Regions from separate parts of the Mus musculus genome. Here regions 2 and 3 are each linked to region 1. Evidence: chromatin loops called from intact Hi-C (ENCODE). Cell type or tissue: heart. All regions are shown on one strand.

What was found. Peaks named below come from ENCODE experiments on the same cell type or tissue, not always from the same donor. Only the 100,000 strongest peaks of a DNase experiment are listed, where the experiment ranks them.
Region 2: it touches region 1 in a loop (5-fold over the local background); 4 of 42 quality-filtered maps call a loop at or near these places.
Region 3: a loop joins it to region 1, with 8 times the contacts of the local background. A loop is called at or near these places in 26 of 42 quality-filtered maps.

What each region holds. Positions count from the first base shown.
Region 1 is chr6:128,406,490-128,414,489 of GRCm38, forward strand. Nrip2 (nuclear receptor interacting protein 2) reads left to right here. Exons shown (of 6, transcript NM_021717.2): 3 at 1-83; 4 at 865-986; 5 at 1,197-1,249; 6 at 1,495-2,446. The coding sequence ends at 1,587. Itfg2 (integrin alpha FG-GAP repeat containing 2) reads right to left here. Exons shown (of 12, transcript NM_133927.1): 5 at 7,656-7,795; 6 at 7,036-7,184; 7 at 6,614-6,711; 8 at 6,468-6,521; 9 at 6,210-6,301; 10 at 5,076-5,193; 11 at 4,004-4,177; 12 at 2,955-3,928. The coding sequence ends at 3,825. Among named protein-coding and RNA genes, the nearest start is that of Nrip2, 11 kb to the left of the region's middle. In heart, no CTCF peak of the experiment used is centred here; a DNase peak (open chromatin) is centred at 4,822.
Region 2 is chr6:128,476,092-128,484,091 of GRCm38, forward strand. It overlaps Pzp (PZP, alpha-2-macroglobulin like), which reads right to left. Exons shown (of 36, transcript NM_007376.4): 36 at 7,476-7,635. The coding sequence ends at 7,613. The region is part of intron 2 of Gm10069 (predicted gene 10069); the gene reads left to right. Among named protein-coding and RNA genes, the nearest start is that of Gm10069, 41 kb to the left of the region's middle. In heart, no CTCF peak of the experiment used is centred here; a DNase peak (open chromatin) is centred at 3,860; H3K4me3 peaks cover 794 bases.
Region 3 is chr6:128,315,165-128,323,164 of GRCm38, forward strand. It overlaps Tulp3 (tubby-like protein 3), which reads right to left. Exons shown (of 11, transcript NM_011657.2): 11 at 5,997-8,000. The coding sequence ends at 7,915. Among named protein-coding and RNA genes, the nearest start is that of Tead4, 18 kb to the left of the region's middle. In heart, a CTCF peak has its summit at 3,385 (motif pointing right); no DNase peak of the experiment used is centred here.

The sequences.
Region 1 (8,000 bases):
TGCCAGGACCAGATGCTTCGAGTGGCTGTGGACACAGGGACCCAGCACAACCAGATTTCTGCTGGATGTCTCAGGCGCCTGGGGTAAGAACGCAGCCTAAGCCTGTGCACAGTGGACGGCATTTCCGCCCCTTGCCACCCCCTTTTTGTTTTTTGATATAGAGTTTCCCTGTGTAGCCCATGTTGGCCTCAAATTCAACAACCTTTTTATCTCAGCCTCCTGCATGTGGGTTTGACACTACAGGCCACATTGGGTTTGGGGTGGGTGTTTTCTCTTGGGGGTGATGAAATATCTTCAAAGTATCTATTGAAGATGGCTGTCAGTGGCTCCTGTCTGTAAACCTAGCATCTGAGGGTAAAGAACTAGGAATCCAAGGTCAGCCTTGGCTACCTAAGATATCTGAGACAGCCTAGGCTCCACAAGACTGTTTCAAAAACCACAGCCTCCCCCCACCAACCCAAACAAAACCAACAACTGAGAGTGAACCTGATGGCACAAACGATCTCAGCACAGCTATTATGTCGTCTTTAACTGGGGGAGGTTGGTTGGGCAGCTCTGGCAGGAAACAGCTGAACCTTACCTGGCTCAAGGAATGGAAAGGCAGCCTAGATCAGTATTAGCATTTTGTTTGTTTTTGAGACAGGGTTTCTCTGTGTAATAGCCCTGGACTCATTTTGTAGACTGGCCTGGCTTCCAAAGCAAGTGATCTGTCTGATTCCCAAGTGCTGGAATTAAAGGCCCACACCACTATACCTGGACTTTTTTTTTTTTTTTTTTGGTTACATTGGCTTTGTAACTTGGGGTTGTGGGGGAAGGGGCTGGAATTGGAGACTGTTGTGGCTATAACTCTTGCTTTCATTTCAGGTTAGGAAAGAGGGTCCCAAAAGCCCCCGGTGGGGATGTGGCACCTGAGCCACCAACTCAGGTAGAACAGCTGGAGTTAGAGCTGGGGCAGGAGACTGTGGCATGCTCGGCCCAGGTGGTGGGTAAGTCCTCTCATCTCTTCTACCTCTCTTCTGAGTGGTTTCGGCTCCTGTCAGCGCAAGCTCCCAGGACTCGCATATTGTTACCCATTCTGCTGATCTCGGCTGCAGGGGTAGGGGGTGGTGAGGTGGACTAGACCGGAGAGGGGCGAGTGCTCAGAGAAGGGCGGCAGTGGTCATACAGCCAACCTTGTTTTCCAATGGTTCCTGCAGATGTGGACAGCCCTGAATTTTGCCTGGGACTGCAGACCCTGCTCTCCCTCAAGGTAAGACTTGGGCCTGACCCAAAAATGCTAGGACAGGTAGAAGGCTCAGGGTGGAAGCCTGGATCAGGCTGGCAAGACTGAGAGAGTTGTTGAAAACTCGAAACTTGCTTAATTATCCCCCAAAGGAAAACTAAATGGGTTCCCTCCCTGAAGGGGCAGGGCCATGGGAGCAGCGGGAGGCAGAAAGAAGGGAGCAGGTATGAGCTGGCAGGGAGGTGACCACACATCCGCGGTCCCCACGGCAGTGCTGCATTGACCTGGACCGTGGAGTGCTTCGGCTGAAAGCCCCCTTCTCGGAGCTGCCCTTCCTGCCTCTGTACCAAGAACCTGGCCAGTGACCACTGTCTCAGCCAGTCCCTAGGGCGACACCGTGCCTTAGGGAAGAATGTGTGGAGTGGGTATTACCTGAGCAGGGCATCTGGAGACCACTGCATTAATTTCTTTTCTCACCACCCTGACCCCGCAGTTGGCCACCTCCCTCTCTGCTTCTTCATTGCTGCCTTCTGCCCTAGGAATTCCTACCGAGAGTATCTGTGACTCTGAGGCCCTGGTTCCCCATTCTCTCTTATCCCTTCCCAAGTGCACAACCAAGTCACTTACAGAAAAGGACCTCCAGCAAATGGGCTCTAGACTTCACCCTGGCTGTAGAGGTCAAAGTTACCTACTGCCTCCACTGGCCTGAAGCCCATCCCAACCTGGCCTTCCTCACACATGCCCCTTTAATCCTGTACCCATCTGCTTACAGCTGGGTGGGGGTGACAAGTAAGTAGGACTTGGTCTAGAAGGTACAGCCCCTGAGCTGAGGGCCTGCGGTCAGTAGCCTTTCTGGGTGGCAGATGTCTGGGTGTCTGACTGGTCAGCCTCTCAAATCGTGGTTAGGGGAAGAGAGACAATGATATATCTAACCCAAACCAGGGAACTGGGTCCCTTACATGGGAACTAAATACAAAGCCTATAAGCCTATGGTAGACCAAAGAGGAACCAGCATAGAAAGTGTCACTTTCTTCACTTTCTTCACTTTCGAGAGGCTCTGGGAGTGGGGTTCCTGGTCTCTTTCCTGACTCCTCCCTCATTGCAGCGCTTTGAGACAATGTCCCTCCCAGTCTGCCTCCTACTGCTCCATTAAAGGCAGACCAGCCCAGGGCAGGCCCTTAGCCTGCTTCTGCATCTGAATAAACACAGTTTCTATGCGCAGGTGTTCTGCCTTGGTCTCTCCCTCCTTACCCCCAGGAGCTTACAGTACCGATGCCCTCAGGGGCATAGGACACCCAAGCTGGAACACAGGCCTGTGAAGTACACTCTACACTGTTGTGCTGTACAGATATACAAGCAGTTGTAATAAGTAAGTGTTACCTCCGCTGTGAGGTAAATCCTGGACTCTGACATTCTCCATGTTCCTTTACTCTATTCATTTAGTTCAAAAGCCCCGAGGGCTGGGGAGACAGCTTAGTGGGTTGGAGCATTTGCCATGCAAGCATGAGAGCCTGAATCTGAGACTTAACACCCAGCATCACACCTGTCTGTCTGTAACCCCAGTTCCAGGCCTTCGACACCCTTACACAGTCATAAATACAGTCAACACACACACACATACACACACAGGTGTGCGCGCACTATGGTTGGTCTGAAACTACACAGACCCACCTACCTTGAACTCAGAGATCCAGCTGCCTGCCTCACTTATAGTCCAGATTGGAGAGCTGCATCAGATTGTTAACGCCTTTTTGTTTTATTTGAGATCAGATCTCCAAATGTGACCCACGCTGGTCTCAAACTTGCTATGGAGCCTTGGCTGGCTTTGGACTCATGATCTTTCTCTCAAGAACTGGGAGTACACTGGTGCACCATCATGTAAGACAAACTGTGAGCATCTAGTTTCCGACAGGCAGTCATGTTTGGGAAGCAGGTGGGTGAGGCTCTCAAGCAGCACGGTACTTTAGAGAACGGCAGTGCTGGATACAGCTGAATGGCAGAGCACTTGGCTGGTGTGTGAACACCCCTGGTTCCTCCTTTGCACACAGAGACATACAAAACAAAACCAACAAACAAAAACAAAACCAGAGAGAGATGATGACAAAATGAGAAAGCCCTGACCTAGTTGCTTCAGTAAATGGAAGAACACAGGAAGATGAGACAGGAAAATACCCTAAAAGAATAAATACTCTGCCGTTCATTCCTGCAATAACTGCGAGTGTCAGCTGCCTGGAGCTATGCTGTGAAAATCGGCACTCAGCAGGGGGAGGGGGGCTCACCCCATGCTCCCTCAGTTCCTCAGGCCTGAAGCCTTTCAGGTGTTGGAACATAGCAAAGGTTTGCTGCCTTGTCTCACACACAAGTCGGTTTCCTGCAGTGAGAGCAGGGAGCATGAGAAGGAGCCACGAGCAGAGGGGCAACCGATGGATCTCTTCATCACAGGCTCTCGGGGGGGGGGGGGGGGCACATCCATCCTCTCTGAGAACCCAGTTCTGCTCCTTCCTCTGTAATACACACTCCCCATCCTCCAAGGTCATGGATCGCTCTGGGGTAGGGTTGGGGGCTCGGAAGGATCCTTCACCAGCTAAGTGGTCGAGCCCAGCTAGGTGGGGTCCTGGAAGCTTGAGGGGGTACACTGTAGTGGCTGGTCCGGATGGTAGAGAGTCTGATGAAGCAGGGTACAGACTGCAGGGAGATCTTCAGGATCTGCAGGCCAAGCAGAGACTGGTGAGAGGCCGTCAGGCGCCCAGGCGCAGGCCCGCTGGCTCTGTTGACACTCACCCACACGCAGCTCCTGCAGTAGGCGGTGGTACTCGGGCTCAGCCTCCAGCAGCTTCAGAAGGTTAGTGGACTCCATGCGCTCCAGCTGCACCTCCCAGTACACGTAGATCTTCTGATTGAAGGTGACATATACCAAGCAGGGACTGTTGCGGCCCTCTTTGCAGGCGTACTGGCCTGGGAGATGGGGGCAAGAAGAGAAAGACCAAGGCTTAGTCCTGGTGTCAGGAGGAGGACAGGAACAAGACATCAAAGTCTTCTCATCTTAGTGATCTGGAATAAAAGAGGCAGCTGTGCGAATGCAAGGGGTAGGTAACAGGATGTCAGAGAGGAAGGCCTGTTCCTTTCTTCCAAGGCACACATCAACCTTTCAGGTAACTGCGTGTTTTCCAACTCCTTCCATTTATTGTGGGGTCCTGGAGTCCGAGCCCACAGCTTTGTACATGCCAGCTCTACCACCGAGTAACACCCTCAGCCCATTGTCACTTTAGTGGCCAGATACACCCAAATAGCCACTGCTGCTTTTCAAAGTCCGCAGCTGAGGACTGTGGGGAATACCCTGGAAGTGTTTTCCTCAGCTTGGCATGCTCGGGTGGAAATGTTTTCCCAGTCATCCCATCCTCTATGTATTTAAAGATGGAGGCCACACTGTGCTTTACTTCGTATTCCAAACTACCATGCTAGAGCTGGAGAGATGGCTCTGTACACTGGCTGCTCTTCCATAGATTGGGGTTCAATTCCTAACTAACATCTACATGGTAGCTAGCCATTGTCTGTAATTCTAGTCTTGGGATATGGTGCCCTCTTCTGGCCTCTGTGGGTACTGCACAGACACGGCACATAGACATACATCCAGGCAAACACTCATACAGGTAAGAATAAATAAAAATTTCCTCCTAACAAACTGTCAAGAGGGCAGCATGGCACCCACCCATGACCACTAGTGACAGCTAAGGAGCCCATTCAGGCATGAAGACATCTTTCAAGGGCGACATTGAACAGGAGTGAGTCAACCACTTTCTGGCACATTTACTAAGCTGGAGTAGCTGAGCTTAGTTAGAGGCCACCATCCCACCTGCACAGAAGGCACGGATATTTTCATCCACTTGGAAGCGCACAACGGTGCGGTTGTGATCGATGATATATGTCTGTCCATCCCAGGCACAAGCTACCACCTCCTCAAGCCCATTGCCCTGAAAAAGGTCAAAGACAGGATGCCATTTTCATAAGAGACTAGTCAGATGTAGTGTCATACGCCTGTAATGAGTGCTGCAGAGGCCAGAGGCAGAAGCCAGCTTGTGCTACACAGCTCATAGCAAGATGCTGTGTCAGAAAAGAAAAGAAACGAGAAAAAAGATCTGATGGTGGAGTGGAAGCCATCAGGAGAGACATAAAGGACCATGAACTTGACTCTGGGTGGCAAACTATAAATTAGGGTATTTCTCCATGTGCCAAGGGGGCAACAGGCAATCACTGACTTACTCTGCCTAATATTCAAAGCAACACTATGATGATGTCAACATTATTCTCAGTTTTATCTGGGAAATTTCTGCTAAGAGGGATAAAGTCACGTGTCAGGATCACAACCCAAGTACAGGTCTGTTCTGGTCAAAGCCACCCGGCTTGCCCCCGTGGTAGTATAATCAGTGTGGGCCCATCTGGCAAATGAGGGGCCACAGTGATATCACACAGACTCATGGACAAGGAGAAGCAGCACAGACCAAAACAGACCACGCATCTGTATTCATGACTAATAACCCACGGCTAGACCTAGTGCCTGTTCTCTGTTAGCGCTGCTATTTGGGCTGACAGGCCTGAAAATGATTTTCTAGTAGACTCATAGAGAAGAACTAAATTGTGTGCTATGAGGGCACACTTGAGCGTGACAGACACACTCACCTCAGGTCTGAGGAAAAGGCTCAGTGTTCACTGGGATGTGAGAAGAGCTGATTTAAATGTCTGCTCCTGGGGTGGGCTGGAATGATGGCTCAGCGATTAAGAACACTAGCTTTTCTCCCAGAGCACCTGGCACCCACAAGGTGGCTAACAACTATCTGTAAATCCACTTCTAGGGGGTCTGATGGTCTCTTCTGGCTTCCATGGGTACTAGGCACACACGTGGCACACAGACATATATGCAGGCAAAACATCCATATACATGAACATAATTAAACAAATGAATCTCAGAAAATGGCAGAAGTCCACTCACCGTGACATCCAGCTTCTCTAGGGCAAAAAGCTGGTGATCCACCTGCACAGACCACAGCAACTTGTCTGCTTCCTGCATCAGCTTCAGTGTCCCTAGAGGAGGAGAGGCGAGGTGTGTGTGTGTGTATGTAAATGTAGCTGTGAGTGTGCGTGTGAGTGTACAGGAGTATGTGAGTGTATGTGTTTGTCAATGTGTGAGTGTGCGTGTGTGCAGACCCCTCAGGCAGATCCCCACCTCACCCAGCCTAGGACTACTCACCATCCAGGGTGCACAGGGCGAAGAGGCCTGCGTTACCACCTTCAGGGTTATGACCTACGTGGGGAATGGAGGCAGGAATGAGGGCAGGTCCTGGGTCTCCTTTCTCCCAGCACTGCCTGGTTCCCTCAGCTCCTTCCCTCCTTTACCTTGTCTGATGTTGCCAATTAGGTGAGTGGAGACGTTCTTGTTGTGGATCCGGCCAGATGTCTGGTGCAGGACTACATCTCGGGCAGCTGGGGTCTCCCTGTGGGTGAAAGAGAGACTAGGCCAACAGAAAGCCAAGGGAGCCGAGTTCCTCTCTGCAGGAGCTTCCCCAACTCCAGAAGCCCACCCCTGACTCTTTCAGATCCATGGAGCAAATGGATGGGGCTGCCAGAAGGAGTCCTGAGACCTGACTGAATGGTTCAAGATGCTCGCATGCTTTAAGGTTAAAGGCCCAGGACTCCTGTCCCTAAACAGCCTTTTCTAATGGGCTGGGCTGGGGACTTAGATGGTGGAGCCCTGGCACCTGCAGATCTGTCTCACCACCATGTCCTTATACTGATGTACCAGCCACCCATTCCCTTACCTACTGTCTCCTGTGGCCTCCTCAGAGGCAGGAGGGGAGCCAGTGTCCTTGTTCCAGGTGCACAGCAGAACTGCATAAGCACACCCTGGCTGCGACACAACCAACTCAGGCACACCCAGAGGCCCTGGGGTCACAGAGAGACTGTCTACCTGCACCAGAGAACAGAGTCTTAGTGGGAACAAAGCAGGAAGGAAGGAAGGGAGGGAGGGAGGGAGGGGGGGGGGGAGGGAGGGAGGGAGGAATGGAAAAGAGGGAGGGAGGGAGGGAGGGAGGGAGACAGACTCTGCCACTAGGAACAGGGGAGACAAAGGCAGGGCTTCTCAGAATTACCCTCCAGCTCTGACAGGGACAGGAGTTCTACGGTTCATGAATGCCTGTCTGCTACCATCCCCTCTTCAGTCAATCTGCTTTCTGCTGGGTGCCCAGTGGCTCTGACCTGGTTCACACCACACACCTCACACACTGAATTCTCAGTCCACCATTCCTTGCACTCTAGACCTGTTACTAGAACCCCACTGGGACCTTGTCAAAAATGACCCGGATCTCTCTCAGCAAGGACATCTTCCTTTCTTCCCTGATGGCCCCACTTTCCGTAAGCCTTTTCTGTTCACCGTTCTTACCTGACCCTCCAGCATCCACTTCTTGAGGGACACCAACTGCCCTGCCAGGTGTTCAGGCCCCTCAGCCAGTTCTTCCCAGCGGAAGGCCCGCACCACACGGTCTGTGTATCCTACCACCAGCTCGTAACACCCATCTCCATCTGTAGGCACAGAAACACAATGGGTTTGGAGCCAAACCTCAACTGGTCAGCTTCAGCCCATGGCTGCCTTTCCACAGCCTGCATGCACTCCTCGCACTTTCAATTGAGAGCAGCTTCATGCCCAGACTTCTGAGCCACTCGCCATACCTTAGGGCTGTTATGGTTGCTGCCCACCCCCGCCTGGCCTTGGGCTCATGCAGCTTCT
Region 2 (8,000 bases), 70 kb after region 1:
GCATGGACCCCAGGATGGAAAACCATGCGTGTGGTGCTTCTCGTTATCGAGGCAGAACACACTTCTAAAGTTCGGTCCATCTCCTGGATCTGGAGCCCTGAGGGAGCGGTCAGGCCCCTGGTCTTCAGTGCTTATATGCCTGGTCCCTTAGTTTGGGGTGTTGCTCAACCCTGTGCTGGTTGTGCACAAAGACCGCATGTGAGGGAGGTGAAATATACACGTACACACACACACACACACACACACACACACACACACACACATACACACACATGTATATATATACATATTCATATATGTATACACACATACATACACAGGGCCAGGTATCTCAGGGATCCCAACCTGAGCATGAACCTTTATCCAGTTGAGGAAATTAAGCTTCTACAGTATTTTCCATTTTTAAGTACTCCTCCTCCCTGGGGGAGCTTAGTGGAGGGTTGTTCTACAAGAAGCTCTGGACAAAACATGGAGCGTTTCCTAGTGAGTGGCAGCAGCACCACAGTCCTTGGGGTCCCGAGGGCAGGAGAGGTTACACCCTGGCAACCGTCCTCACACGAGGCTCTCTGGCTCCAGATGTGTCCTGTCTTTCCTGTGTCTCTGTCTAGCATTTAGCAGGCTATGCATACTTAGATCTGGTGGACAGTGCTTTGCTGAGTTGGGTGTGAGTTATGTGGTCTCAGGGGTTCTGTGGGGGCAGCTGCAAATAGGTGTCTTTCCCAAGGTAATAGTGTGGAATGACTTTTTTTTCCCTAACCCAACGGTACATGGGGTGTTTCCTCAGGTATATTATTATTTTTCATTTCCCAAAGTGTTGCTTTTCTTCTGGCTTTGATAGAGTGGAGGAGAGGTCTGTTTTGGCTCACGGTTTGAAGGGACCCAGTGCTTCATGGTGGTGATGGCAGTGGGGAATTCCTAGAGGCAGCTGTGTCGCTGGGACCACGAAACAGGCAGAGATGAGTGAGCTTGTGTTCAACTGGCCTTTACATTTTTTTTAAAAAAAGAGGCCCAACATGTCCAGATTTTATTTATAAAGCTTTTTTTTTTTTCCTGGCTGTTATACAGAGAATAAAAATGTTGCTACAGCCACAGTGTAACTGGTAGGCACAGATGGCCGATTCACCCATCACAGCTGTCCACACTACAGCAAGTCTCACATGAAAATATTTACAGCCCCCCTCTCTCTGTTGAGAATAGTCTTCTCTTATACAGTACATCCTGAACACCCCCCCCCCCACCCCACTCCTCCCAGCTCCCTTTGCCCAGATCCCTCCCGGCCTCTTTCCCTAAGTCAGAGCTTGTTTTCTTTTCACTGGATACAGATTTAAAGATGTATCTATTTCATTTATAATGAGTACACTGTAACTGTCCTCACACACCAGAAGAGTGCACGGGATCCCACTACAGATGGGTGTGAGCCACCATGTGGTTGCTGGGAATTGAACTCAGGACCTCTGGAAGAGCAGTGCTCTTAACCTGCTGAGCCACCTCACCATCGTTAAGAGCTTGTTTTCAGTAACTTCTGGGGAATAACAATGACGTTGAGCTTTGGCAAACTCCTTACAGAGGACTGCAGGAAACTAGTTTTTCTGGTCCTCTGCCTGTTGGTGTAGGTCACTCAAGACTCCAACTGCTAATCCCGACTAATCTGATTTCCTGGTGTGAACTCAAAAGCTTCTTTGTTTCTGATAGAGATTAACTTTACAGACAATGTTGAAAACCCTACTAAAAAACGACCTTTACTCTTTTTTTGCCTTCCCATGAACTCCTCTAACCCATCTCAGAAGCAGCCTGCCTCCTTGTTTTGAACAAATCAGAAAAAGTCCAACAGAGTAACAAATGTATCTTTTTGGAAGCTGAGTAAAGTCTTGGGTGTTGCTTCCTGCTGCTTCCGTTGATGTGCCGGTTTAGTTGGTAACTCCTGTAATTATCCTTGTTCATTTATTCCAGAATTCAACAAATCCAACTCCAAATGGTTTCACAAGTTGACAATGTCCCCCTGTGTCCTCCTGGTACGGGAATTCAAATACCATGGTGTCTCTGACCCAAGGACTGTCTCCTGACTACCCACTACCAAACAAGGAGACCTTCTAACCCAATGACGCCCTAATTCAGCCGGAAGCCGACTGCTTCCTGACTTGAGACCCCAAGTCTTCCAGTTTACCAGGCCATAAGCAGAGAAGATTACAAAGAGAGCAAGGACACACGGAGGTTCCCCCACCCCGCTACACAGGGATGAGTGGCAGGATCTGCCTGACTACTGTCCCGGAAATGGCTCACACATTAACTAGGCCTCACCCCCTTACCCAGACAGATCGACGACCCCTGTCATTTAACCCAAGTATGACCTATTCCCCTACCTTGGCCATGCAGCATAGGCCACATATTAACTAAGCCTACTTTTCTTCCCTTCTGTCTGAAACCTTAAACAGCAGACACCCTGCTCTGCTTGCTTTGAGGTACCTCAGAGACCCCGCTGTGCCACCTGAGGCCCTGTTGCTGCTGTTAAAACACTGGTTGAACCTCTTTTCCTTTCCCACCCTAAAGCTAAACAGTAGTGTTTTGAGGAAGTGATGCTAACTCAATTTGGAGGAATCGTGTTTAGAACAAAGAATACAAAAACAAACAGACAAATAAAAACCGTAAAAACAAAGTCAGATACAAAACTGTGTAATTGGCCAATGGGTGGTGGACAGTTGAGGGGCCTAGGCCATCGGACTCACTGGCCTCAGGTGACTCCACTTGAGGCTTCAGGGTGACAGGAAATTCCCAGGGTCTTCACCCAGCTGAAGCAGAGGGTGGCTGAGTAGTGATTTCTGGGGTGGGGAAGGGGGAAGTCTTTCTTCAAGTCATGTCTGAGAATCTCTCCTTGACTTTGGGTCGCCACTGTCCTGTCTCAGGTGAGAGGCAGAGTCTTCAGTGACTGTCCCTTCCTTTGCACACCATCAGTGTACCAAGCCCCCTGCCCCCCCCCACCCCCCCCAGCCCATGCATGTAACTGAAGCAGCCACATACTAACGTGATTCTCACCCATTTTTGCCCGGAGTGTAGGTTAGAGGGTTTAAAGCAGGGCAGAGGAGGGACTGGGTACTGAAAAAGACGTCTTGTTTAATGCTACAGAGCTCGTTCACTGGAGGTTTTATTTGAAGCTGTAGCCTGCATCCATGGTACCTCAGCACAGACAATACTTCACCGGGTCCTGAGGACTTGGGTTACTGCTTTTTAATTCTAGCAAAGACATTTTAAACAAACGCATGAATACAGAGAGAAGATCCCGGGGAATGCCCCAGCACCCTACGTACCGCTACAGCTATCAAATTGAAACCTCCCTCTTCATCCTTAAGCGTCATTCACACTTTTTTTTTTTTTGTTTGTTTGTTTTTGTTTTTCGAGACAGGGTTTCTCTGTATAGCCCTGGCTGTCCTGGAACTCACTTTGTAGACCAGGCAGTCCTCGAACTCAGAAATCCTCCTGCCTCTGCCTCCCCCTCTTCCTCCCTCCCTCTCTCCCACTGTGCTGGGATTAAAGGCGTGTGCCACCACGCCCGGCTTTCATTCACATTTTTTGCAACGAATTCCAGAGAGTAGGTCTTCCTCCTGCCCCTGACCCCCCTCTTCCTCCCTCCCTCTCTCCCACTACCAGCTTCCTTAAGGAGAAAGTGAGATAATCTAGACATTCGGTGAAATGAAGATCAGCTCCGGGCTGAGAAGTCAGGGAAGGAGGAAGGAACTGGTCTATTATAAATTTGTCAGGGCTCTGTGTTTCCGATATGAATTGAATCTCCTGCAAAGACTCTGTGCTGAGGACAGCCGTCTCCCTCTAGCTCCCCCTTGCGGCTGATTTCCTCTAGGTCGAGGGGGAGGGAGTCAGGGATAGGAAAACAGAATGGCTCTTGCCCCCCCTGCTGGCTGCCCGCGTGGATGACAGGAAAGGCCCACAGCAGGGGTGCACCTGGGAGGACGTTTCTTGGTTTGCGGTTCCTTCAGGAACCACCCCTCCCCAGCCCCTCCCCCCCAGCAGACAGGCAAACGATGGGACACGGTGTGAGGAAGGGTCTCCTCAAAGTTTTAGCCCCCGTCTTATCTACAGGTCTGCAGGGCTCCAGGGATGGCAAGGCTTACAGCGGGCCACAGCGGGCCGCAGCGGGCCAATGCCCACGAGGGCTAGCACTGCACGGTGCCAGGAGGAGCAGACTCCTGCTGTGTGTTTCTGGCATCCTGCATGACAGACACCAGTGAACCCATCATCCCTTTAAATGGAAACTCAATGGCAGAGGCTAGTTGTCCTAGCAACTGCAGGACAGAAGAGCCTTTGTCGGGGCTGGAGAGATGGCTCAGCAGTTAAGGGCACTGACTGCTCTTTCAAAGGTCCTGAGTTCAATTCCCAGCAACCACATGGTGGCTCACAACCATCTGTAATGAGATCCGATGCCCTCTTCTACAGTGTACTCATATAAATAAAATGAATCTTTAAAAAAAAAAAAGAGCAAAAAAGAAGAGCCTTTGTCACTGGCTGTGGCAACACATGCTGGTGACCATGTCCTCTTCTTCCCCCCCACCTCCCACTCTCCTTTAGACATGCAGGCCCCTAGTAGCTGTTGAACTATTGGGTTTGTCTTTATTAGAGAGACTGTCTCTGATTTATCAGACTTCACAGCAGAGAAGAGAGATCTGCGGAAGGAGGCAGCTGTGTAAATAGAGCCTGGATGAGACTGGCCTGGATCACCCTAGGCACTGTGGTCTCCCAAGTGGGATCTCAAAGATGGCATAGTCAAATATGGCACCATGGTGGGGACGTACTCCCAGCCTTGTCGCAGAGCTGTCTGGGATTTGAAGGCAATAATTATCTTTATTTTCAGTACTTGCCTTCTTTATGTTGGCTCAGACAAGTACTGTAGGGCATTTGAACAGGTTTCCTCTGTGGTCCGCTCTCTGTAGGGGACTCCACTGAGTCAGCTTGTTTTCAGACACTGAACAGCACGGAAAAGTTGACATGTCAGTTTGTGAACACAGAGGATCTGGAATGAACTTTGCCGTGCCACACTCTGTACCCTCAGTTCGAGATGGGAGGTGACAGCTGATAACTGTTACGAAAAGGCATTCTTGAGGCCAGCATGTGCCTGGGACTCAGCTTGGCTTCTGAAGACCATGAAGTGTGGCAAGCCTGACACCGACATCCGAATCTCTTCCCAGACCACAATGGGATTCATTTCTTCCTAGCTCTCAGGTGTCCATGATTTGAAGGCAGTACTGCCCGTTACCCACTCCAAGATTCTCGGATACAGTACACAGCCTCTCTCCTGGTTTCTGTATGCACTGCTCCTCCTTCAGGCTCCTCCAAGGCCACAGGGAGTGGAGAAAGGAGGGGTCTTAGGGTGTACCCTTCTCTGTCAGTTGTCATCTGAGTATCCCACTCTTCTGCTAACAGGGTCCTCATGATGGCAAAGCACGCCCAGGCTAAAGCAGGACCCACTTTCCACCTGAGGTCTGGCTATAGTTCCTCAGCTTCCAGTCACTGTGTGGGGCCCTAGAGCACCACCCAGATTCTCTTAGAAAAACACCGCAATTGTGGAACTCTCCAGAACAGTCTCTAAATGAGAAAGTCAGGATTGGGCAAATTGATGTGATTCAGCTGTCTACGACCTGAGTTGATACCACCCAAGCAGGTTTCAAATGTCGTTACAGTATAGATATGATACAAAGGGAGAAGCAATTCTGGACTAGGCTGGGTTAGATGGCAGCAGGGCACCACCAAAGTCTCTGGTTATCTGATGCTTGGAGATGTGACTTCATCAGACTGTTCCTGAATCAATTTGTAGATCTATGGTTTGTGCTTGGTGCCCTGTCGCATTGTGAAGGAAGTGCCTGATCTACACACCAGAGCTTAAAACGCATTTAGAAATTTTCATGTCTTGATTTCCATTCTCAGGTCAGGCTGAGCTCACGAATCATGAGCTCGTCTGACGCTTACAACTTTGTGGCATGTCAGAGGATGAGCAGACCCACTCAGAAATGTCTCTGCATGTTCCTGCTGTCCGTCTGTGGGACTTTGTAACCCACGCTGGTTAAGTGTCTATCCAAGCCTCAGGCTGAGTAGCTATGCATGATGTTCCCTGAGAGGCAGGCAGTAACTTCTGGGAGTGAACAGTAACGAGACAAGATGCCTGAGAACCAAAAGTTCAGCGTGAGGGCTTGGGTGTAGATTCTTTTATCATTAAACATCCAGCTGAACAAAGCATCCAGGATGGCCATTAGCCCACCAGTGAGCTCCCCTGCCTCGCTACACGGAGACAGTCCACACTGAAAACAAACAAGCTGTTCCAAAGACGGAAGACAAGGCTGTTCAGAAGAAAAGATATTCTAGAAGCAACCAAAGCAACAAAAACTTCTGACATGGGAACGCATTCAGCATGAAAATATGTAAATAAAATAAAGTTCTAGTCTTAGTTAGGGTTTTACTGCTGTGAACAGACACCATGACCAAGGCAACTCTTATAAGGACAATATTTAATTGGGGTTGGCTTACAGGTTCAGAGGTTCAGTCTATTATCATTAAGGTGGGAACACAGCAGCATCAAGGCAGGCATGGTGCAGGGGGAGCTGAGAGTTCTACATCTTCATCTGAAGGCTGCTAGGAGAAGACTGGCAGCTAAGATGAGGGTCTTAAAGTCCACACCTACGGCCCACACCTGCTCCAACAAGGCCACACCTCCAAATAGTGCCATTCCCTGGGCCAAGCATATACAAATCACCACAGTTCTGTTGGTTGTTTTCATTTGTAAGCATTTTAAGTGTTCTCATGAGATACATCAAGTGAAATTATACATTAAAGTTAGAAACAGTTTTAAGAGTGAATTGGAAAAGAAAAAAACCAACTGTGTCACCCTCACTTCTGACACCATCTCTTTCTTTATTCATCTGGAACTTTTTTAGTTTATTGAAAAACAACCGTAGGTAGGTGAGATTATAGATTGTGTGCACCATCTAATATTGTGCAACAGTGCCCTGGTATGATCATGTCACAGTTTGTGTGACCACCAATGGCCTTATTGATGAGCATTGGGGCCATTTTCCAATATTAGAAAACCGAGGTTCATTTTCTCCATGTCCTTTCGGGCTAACAAACAGTTTTTTTTGTTTTTTGTTTTTTTTTTTTAAATTTCCCAGTCTCTCTCTCTCTTTTTAAAGATTTATTTATTTTATGTATATGAATACACTGTAGCTGTTATCAGACATGCCAGAAAAGGGCACCAGACCCCACTACAGATGGTTGTGAGCCACCATGTGGTTGCTGGGAATTGAACTCAGGACCTCTGGAAGAGCAGTTGGTGCTCTTAACCACTGAGCCACCTCTCCAGCCCAGTGTCTCTCTTTTTACAACTTCGTTAGGTATTGTTAAAAGTGCCACAGAGAATAAAAACCTTATTTCAGAAAATAAATATAAAGATAAAAGTACAAAAAGGAAAAAAAAACCCACAGATGTAAATGTCATAACTTTATTCAACATATAAATGTTATGGTTTTTTAATTCCCTTCCGTTTATCTTGCTGTCTTTCTTCTTGGTTCTTCATGTGTGGAGGAGTCCTTCTGAGGACATCTATAGGTTCCGACTTTTAAGCATTTCCTTGTTCAGAGCCTAAATAGAAGAATAGTTAGAAATATCAAGGGGAGTTGCACACCTACTGAAAGAACTAATTTTAATATTCAATTATAAACCTTTAATTTTAACTGTCTTTAACAACAAAACAGTTCTCAGATTTTCTTCAAAGTTTAAAAATGAGAACCAAAGGTATTGTGGAAAATGATTGGTTGTGAAAGAGTGACCCTGTCAATCAATCTAAAGGAATGTCTTATGTATGAGACCTGCCCTGCTGTGCCGTGTGGCTAAATGCAGTGACATTGAACTTATCCAGTGTACATTTAAGTGTCTTAGAAAAATGTGTGTTAATAGAATGTAAACATTAGATGACTTAATTTTTTTGTTTTTTGTTTTTAAAGTCT
Region 3 (8,000 bases), 91 kb before region 1:
GCTTTATCTGGGCATTTTATTGGTGCAACAGAAAAGGTGACCAAGACACTTTCTTAATACCTAACATACCCGGTTTAGCATAATGTAAAATAATCCAAAAGGAAAACCAGGCAACAGTTAACAATTTACCATTTTGTTTTCTTTTGTGCCGATGGCCATCAGAGGACAACCGCTGGGAACTGGCCCAGGGATCAGACTTGGGGGTGTTAGGCTTGGCCGCAAGCCCCCTTACCTGCTGAGCCATCTAGCCAGCCCTCACCTTTTTTTTTTTTTTTTTTTTTTGAGACAGGGTTTCTATCCTGGAGCTCACTTTGTAGACCAGGCTGGCCTCGAACTCAGAAATCTGCCTGCCTCTGCCTCCCGAGTGCTGGGATTAAAGGCGTGTGCCACCACGCCCGGCTCCAGCCCTCACCTTTAACAGCATCGAATTCCCGCTCTTTTTTTTTTTTTTTTTTTTTTTTTTTTTTTTTTTTTTTTTTTTTTTTTTGCCAGCTCTCTTATTCCCTCTTCAAACTAGCCTTCTTGCTCCCAGCTTACAAGTAGAACTGCCGGCTAATCATCATTCTAGAAGTGCTGGAGGATCACGGGACTCATGTGAGTATGCAGATTGTCCCGAGTCTCCGGGAACTCTGTAAACTACAGATGAGTCTAAGAGGCGGTCACAGGCCAGGCAGACTCCCATGCACCGCTACAATTCAGATGCTGACGGGTGCTCAAAGAGCCTTGTATAGAAAGGCTAACTCCAGCTTGGGCAATCAGGAGGTGAGTAAGGAGGTGAGTAAGGAGGTGGAGTCTGATGGGAGACCCTTAGACCATTGGGGGTACACCTTCCAGGGCGGATGGAGGACCTGGCTCACTCCCCTCTCTTCTGCTTCCTGGGCTGGAGGTGAGTTTGCCTCCCTCCCCCTCCTGTCATTTGCTCTCTGACCCTCTAGCCTAGAAGTGATAGAGCCCACCTAACCAAAAGGTAGAAATCCCAAACCCAGGTGCCAAGGACCTGGGGATGTAGTGTAGTTGAAGGGCACCTGCCTTCCACTTCAGAGGCACTGGGTTCTACCCCAACACCACGGATTTTAAAAAGAAAACAAAACCAGTCTCCTCTGTACCTGCCAGTTTTCCTGCCCAGGCCTGCTGTGTGGGAAGGCAGCATGGAAGGAGCCTGGGGCTGAGCTGGACACCATGTCCTGGGTCACATGCTTTAAAAGTGTGTGTTTGTTTGTTTTTTAATGTCCATTAAACTGGGCATGGTGGTACATACTTTTTTTTTTTTTTCTCTGAGACAGAGTTTCTCTGTATAGCCCTGGCTGTCAACTCACTTTGTAGACCAGGCTGGCCTCGAACTCAGAAATCCACCTGCCTCTGCCTCCCAAATCCTGGGATTAAAGGCGTGTGCCACCACGTCTGGTGGTACATACTTTTAAAACCCAGAACGCAAGAGGCAGAGGCAGGAATATCTTCATGAGTTGTGTCCAGCCTGGTCTGCATAGTGAGTTCCTGACCAGCCAGGGTTCCATAGTGAGATTAGTGAGATGAAACAGTAAAATTGTCAGTTAAGGTCAGGGCTGCTTTTCTTGGATTGAAAGTAGAGAATCTTAAACATTTTAAATGGGCACATGGGAGGTAGGGTCAGGACTCACAGTTACCCAGATGCATCCATGATAATTTTCTTTTGTATAAAGATCATTTACTTTCTCTCCCTCTCTCTCTCTCTCTCTCTCTCTCTCTCTCTCTCTCTCTCTCTCTCTCTTTCTCAGTCTCTCTCAGTGTGTGTGTTTTGTAATAGAGTCTTTCTATGTAGTACTGTTTGTGTCCTGGACTCACTATTTAGACCAAGTTAGCCTTGAACTCACAGAGCTATGAGTTCGGAGATAACCCTGTCTCTGGTTCCCAAGTATTGGGATTAAAGCCTTGCACCACCATGTCTGGCATAAGATATAATTTTTAAGAAAAGGTGTGTAAAGGCAGGAAGTAGTGGTTGCACGCCTTTAATCCCAGCACTCAGGAGCAGAGACAGGGTTATCTCCGAGTTTGAGACCAGCCTGGTCTCCAGATCGAGTTCTAGGACAGCCAGGGCGACACAGAGAAACCCTGTCTTGAAATGCAAAACAAAAGATGGTGTATGGGTGTTTTGCCTGCATATATTTTAATCCCAAAAATTCGAGGAGAAAGACCACGGACACAAATCACGGCCAAATTCTTTAATTAAAGCAAGTAAGTAATCAAAGAAAACGTTTCTATTGGTGTACACAGGTTGCTTCCCCCTAAGGCAGAATTCCAGACATCAGCATTGGATGTGGTCTTTATAGATCAGGGGTAGGGGTTTCCAAATGGGGGACTTGGCAGGCAAAATAGGCAAGTTATGGGTTATGGGAGCAGAGCAGAGCAGAGCAGGGCAACTTAGTCATGATGACCATCTGAAACAGCCATGGTGGCAAGGGGATGTTGCAAGGCAGTCATAACAACCTTTCCAAACAAATTGGGTTGTAAATTGGTTATATATATTGAAACAAAGACATGGTTACTGTGTCCTGGGACAGGTAGTACAAAACCATTTGTAGTTAAGGTCACAGGTGGGACATAGCCCAATCCTTGAGAAACAGGTTTAATCACAAACCGACATGAGCCTTGTTCGTCTTTACTATAAGATGGCTTTTAAGCCTAAGATGGAGGCAGGCTGGTTCGTCAATTTGCCTGTTCACCATGTGTGTTCCTGGTGACTGCTTAAGTCAGAAGAGGGGGTTGATCCCTGGAACTGGAGTTACAGATGGTTGTGAGCTATCACGTAAGTGCTAGAGGTTAGACTCGGCCTCTGAGCCATCTCTCCGAGCCAGAATGGGGAATGTAGCTTAGTGGAGAAAGCTTGCCTACCAAGACTCAATCCCTCCCCTCCCCCACCCCCTCCGTGTGTGTGTGTGTGTGTGTGTGTGTGTGTGTGTGTGTGTGTGTGTGTGTGTATGTGTTTCACACACACACAATTTTTTTTAGCTAGTTGTCTTAGTTAGGGTTTTACTGCTGTGAAGAGACACCACGACCAAGGCAACTCTTATAAGGACAACATTTAATTGGGGCTGGCTTACAGGTTCAGAGGTTCAGTTCAGTATCATCAAGGCGAGAGCTTGGCAGCATCCAGGCAGGCATGGTGCAGGAGGAGCTGAGATTTCATCTGAAGGCTGGTAGTGGAAGACTTGCTTCCAGGATGCTAGGCAAGAGTTTTAAAGCCCATACACACAGTGACACACCTACTCCAACAAGGCCACACCTCCAAATAGTGCCACTCCCTGGGCCGAGCATACACAAACCACCACACTAGAGTTTTCATACCTTGAGAGAATTGTAATATAGGTCCTAAGAACTTGTAATGCAAATTATTGTCCACAGGGTGGCGCCAAACACATCTTACTCTCCGAAGTCTTATTAGTTTGGCTGTGTAGACCAGATCTGCATTAAAGGTTTCTGGCCTCGGCTAGGAGTGCTGGCATTACAAGCATGTGGGGGTACCTTGTTGCTCTTCAATACTGAGGATTAAAAAAAAATTAACAGCAAACCAAAAAAAGGCCATTCTTTCTGAAGGAACCAGTCTGGGGACAAGGAGTTCCAGTGTTCCCTCTGTGAACCAAGATGTCTCTGCACCCTTAGAAAATTACATGGCAAGTGTCAACCTAATCTGTGACATAATTAGTAGAATAGACACTTATTTTCGGGCACAGGGACCAGAGGGTGGCTCAGTTGATAAAAGTATTTACCCATGCAAGCATGAAAATGCCTGTTTTCTTTGTTTGGTTTTTGGGGTTTTTTCTGTAGACCAGGCTGGCCTCAAACTCAGAAATCTGCCTGCCTCTGCCTCCCAAGTGCTGGGATTAAAGGTGTGCGCCACCACTGCCCGGCTTCTTTGTTTTCAAGTCAGAGTCTCTGTACGTTGCTCAGGCTGTTTTAGAACTTATTATTATACAGATCAGGCTGGCCTCAAACTCACGAAGACCTGTCCAGTCTGGTTTGAAATTTGCAATCCCAGCTCTGGGAGAAAGACAGGCTAATCCCTGGTGATAACAGCCAGCCAGCTTAGTCCTTGGTACAACTGACCACCCAGCCTAGCCTAACCTCAGGACAGAGACGTTTTCTCAGAAAATGAGAAGATCACCTAAGGGTGACCCTTGAGGTTAACCCCGGGTCTCCACATGCATGTGTACCTTCACACACATGCACATGTGCACACAACACAGCCACCTACAAAACGGGTTACTTGTCAGGTATTTCCTCAACTACATAGATACAGGCTAGCCTAGGGCAACATGAAACTTTATCTTTAAAAAAAATCAGAGGCTGAACACAGTGGGGCACACCTCTGATTCCAGCACTCAAGAGGCAGTGTCGCAGGATCTCTGAGTTCAGGACCAGCCTAGTCTATACAGTGAGTTTCAAGCCAGCTAGGACTAGTTGTATGCCATATAAAGACCTTGTCTTTAAAAAGGAAGAAAAATTCATACAGCGCCTCACTACGTAGCCCAAGCTGGTCTCAAATTCGAGAGCCTCCTCACTCAGCAGCCCAAGCCTGGAACGGCAGGCACGTCACCATGCTCAGTGACTTGCTTTAAAATGGGGCTAAGAGTGCGACTGAGCATGTGCGAGGCCCTGGGCTCCATCCCCAGCACCAGAAGAGGAAAGTCTCTATCACGGAATGTAGGGTAAAACGTTACAAAAGGATTTGGACCTCAGCACTTGAGGCAGAGGCTGGACAGATGGCTCAGTGGTCATTTGCTCTTCTTCCAGAGAACCAGGGTTCAATTCTTGGTGCTCACACAATAGCATATAACCACCTGGAACTCCAGGTAAAGCAGAGTCAATGCCCTGTTACCTTCTCTGTGGGCACCAGACACACATGTGCACAACACGTGCAGGAAAAAAAAAAACAAAACAACCCATACAGAAAAAATTACTGAGACCTGCCTCCACACCCCCCCCAAAAAAAACCAACCAAACAACAACCCAAAGGTCATAATACAATTTTAGTCATATAAAATTATGCAAAAGAAAAAATCAGGCTATTAGGAACTAAATTCTCAGCTGGGGCTTTTGATTTTTTTTTTTTTTTTTTTGTCTTTATTGCTAACAGGAGTATCTTAGTCAGAGTTTCTATTCCTGCACAAACACACGACCAAGAAGCAAGTTGGGGAGGAAAGGGTTTATTCAGTTTACACTTCCATACTGCTGTTCATTACCAAGGAAGTCAGGACTGGAACTCAAGCAGGTCAGGAAGCAGGAGCTGATGCAGAGGCCATGGAGGGATATTCTTTACTGGCTTGCTTCCCCTGGCTTGTTCTTATAGAACCCAAGACTACCAGCCCAGGGATGGTACCACCCACAAGGGGCCCTTCCCCCTTGATCACTAATTGAGAAAATGCCCCACAGATGGATCTCATGGAGGCATTTCCCCAACTGAAGCTCCTTTCTCTGTGATAACTTTAGCTTGTGTCAAGTTGACACACAAAACCAGCCAGAACAAGGAGTAAAAGCTTAGAAAGGTCTGTGAGTGCAGACTTTCTCTCCACGTATCAATATCAGGTGACACAGTCCATTACATGTGCACAGAGCTCTTAGTCTCAGTGCTAGAGGCTGAGGTAGGAGGGGTGTGAGTTCAAAGGCAGCCTGGGCTGCTTTCCAGTATAGCCTTGAATAGCCACAAGATCCTAACACACACACACACACACACACACACACACACACACACAGTTTTACTGTTAGATCCAGGAGGCTGACCAGTGTCCAAGATGATTTGGCCTGGCCATCCTGGGCCCCTAGTGCAGTCTGCTGAGTTCCACAATTCATGCAGAGCTCCAAGATCGTGAGTATGACACTTTTATGCTGCCTCCTAAACTGGGTTCTTAGTCTGTGGTGCCCCCACCTCCACCCCAAAGACCCAATTCTGCTGCTACTTGGCTCAAAGAGCTTAAAGAACACAACAGGAGAAACCCAAGGGATGGTATTCTGGGAAAGCGACATCTTTATATAAATTATCTTTATTTATGTGGCATACAAAAGGTATAAATAGAATTCATGTAAAACCTGCACACTCAAGCAGAGTCCATGAAATGGGAGTATACAGCTCTCTAGGCTGGGCAGAAAGTCATAGCCCCACCCCCTTCAAGTGGAGACAGAGAGCAGTTTTCACTCAACAAAGGTGGCTCGTCTGGGAAAGCAGAGGTGTGTCAGGTTTCAGAGCACATTTATGAACAAGGCACTTGATGGGACGCCTGCCAGAGGCAGAGACAGTGACATCTGAAGGGACAGGCAAGACACTGGCCTTAGCACAGGTCTCACCTCCCAGATCTCACGCTGTAGTCGTCACACAGCTGTGAGCATGGAGCAACAGGATGCAGGGATGCAGGGACCTCCTCCATACAGGAAAAACCACGGAGCAGTTGCCAGTTTGAGAGTGGGGGACCACTGAATGTAGACCCAAAGTTTTTGAATTCTTAAGTTCAGGTACACTGTAGGCTGGGGACCTTGAGGAATTTGTCATGATTCGCTGGGAGATGTTCGAGATGTTCAAGATCTCAAAGACTCAGCATGCAGGGCAGTGTCTCCACTGGTGTGGGCCAGGTTTCGAGGCTGGAGGACAAAGCTGACAGGCAAAGCCTGTGGAGTGTCGGCGAGGTGACCTCCTCACCAAGACTCTTGCTGCCTCTAAGGAGACACTAGATTAAGATTCCAGAGAGCAAAGATTCCGAAGATCTGGCCACAGTCATGCTTCTGAGATGGCTGCCCACCAACCTACTCTGAGAATAAGCAAGAGGCAGGCTGGGGACAGCAGAGCCTTTCAGACCCACGAACAAACTAGTGTCACATGTCCCAAGATGATATATGACACTCTGCAGCCATAATCTCCATGAGGCAAAAGCTACCAAGAGTAGATTCGGCAAGAATTCCTCTTAAGAGTCTGTCTATGGCCAGGCACAGTAGTGTAAGCCTTTAATTCCAGCACTTGGGGGGCAGAGGCAGGTGGATCTCTGAGGCCAGCCTGGTCTACAGAATAAGTTCCAGGATAGCCAGGGCTACACAGAGATCCATGGGAAAAAAAAATAAAGTAAAAATAAAAATAAAATGTCAGTCTGCTGCTACTGAAAAGTAAACCACCCCCCGCCTCTCCACATCTAGCCTGGAAGATGCTCCAGCCTTGGAGGACAGGGACACAGCCAAGGCAGGCCTGCGAACCAGAGTCACAGGCCAAACTAGGCCAATGCCCACTTTGTAAATAAAGTTTTATTGGGACACAGCTACACTCTTTGTGCACCAACTAGTTATGGCTGTTTTGTGCTAAAGGACCTGACTGGGGTCAGTGCAAGAGACACTATCAGACCATTGGCTGAGGAAGGCTGCAGGCTCCTGGGCTAAAGGCATCCAAGGGAAAAGCCCCCTTTTGAAAGGGCCTTCAAAACAGGAGGCCCAAGTATTAAATCATTAGAACCTGATTCTGTTGGAAGTGCCCGAGCACATGAAAGCTACACTCACCACACAGAGTCTGTTGTGCGATCAGGAGACACCAGTGTGCCTGGGTGTCTACTTCCCTGTGCTTTAAGCCATCTCTCACACATGAGAAGTTGTAATCTATGACCAGGTCTCTGAAGTTCAGAGAAGGCATGAACGAGTACGTGGAAGCATGCATCCATGTGTGAATGTGTATGCATGTATAAACAAACACACACATGCACATTCACACACACACACACACTGGATCATTCACCAGAGGGGCAGAATGTTGCTCTTCTTGTGCTAGGGCAGGGGCAGGGGCAGGGGCAGGGGCAGGGGCAGGGGCAGGGGCAGGGGCAGGGGCAGGGGCAGGGGCAGGGGCAGGGGCAGAGGCAGCAGCTTTCTGCTCTTGAAGGCTCTGTGGTGAAGAAATCCCCTGCTTGCTGCTTCTCATTCACACGCCAGCTTGCTGTCAAAGCTGGACAGCCCGATGGCGAAGGCTTGAAGTGCGCACAGTGGGTAGTTATAGTCCAGTG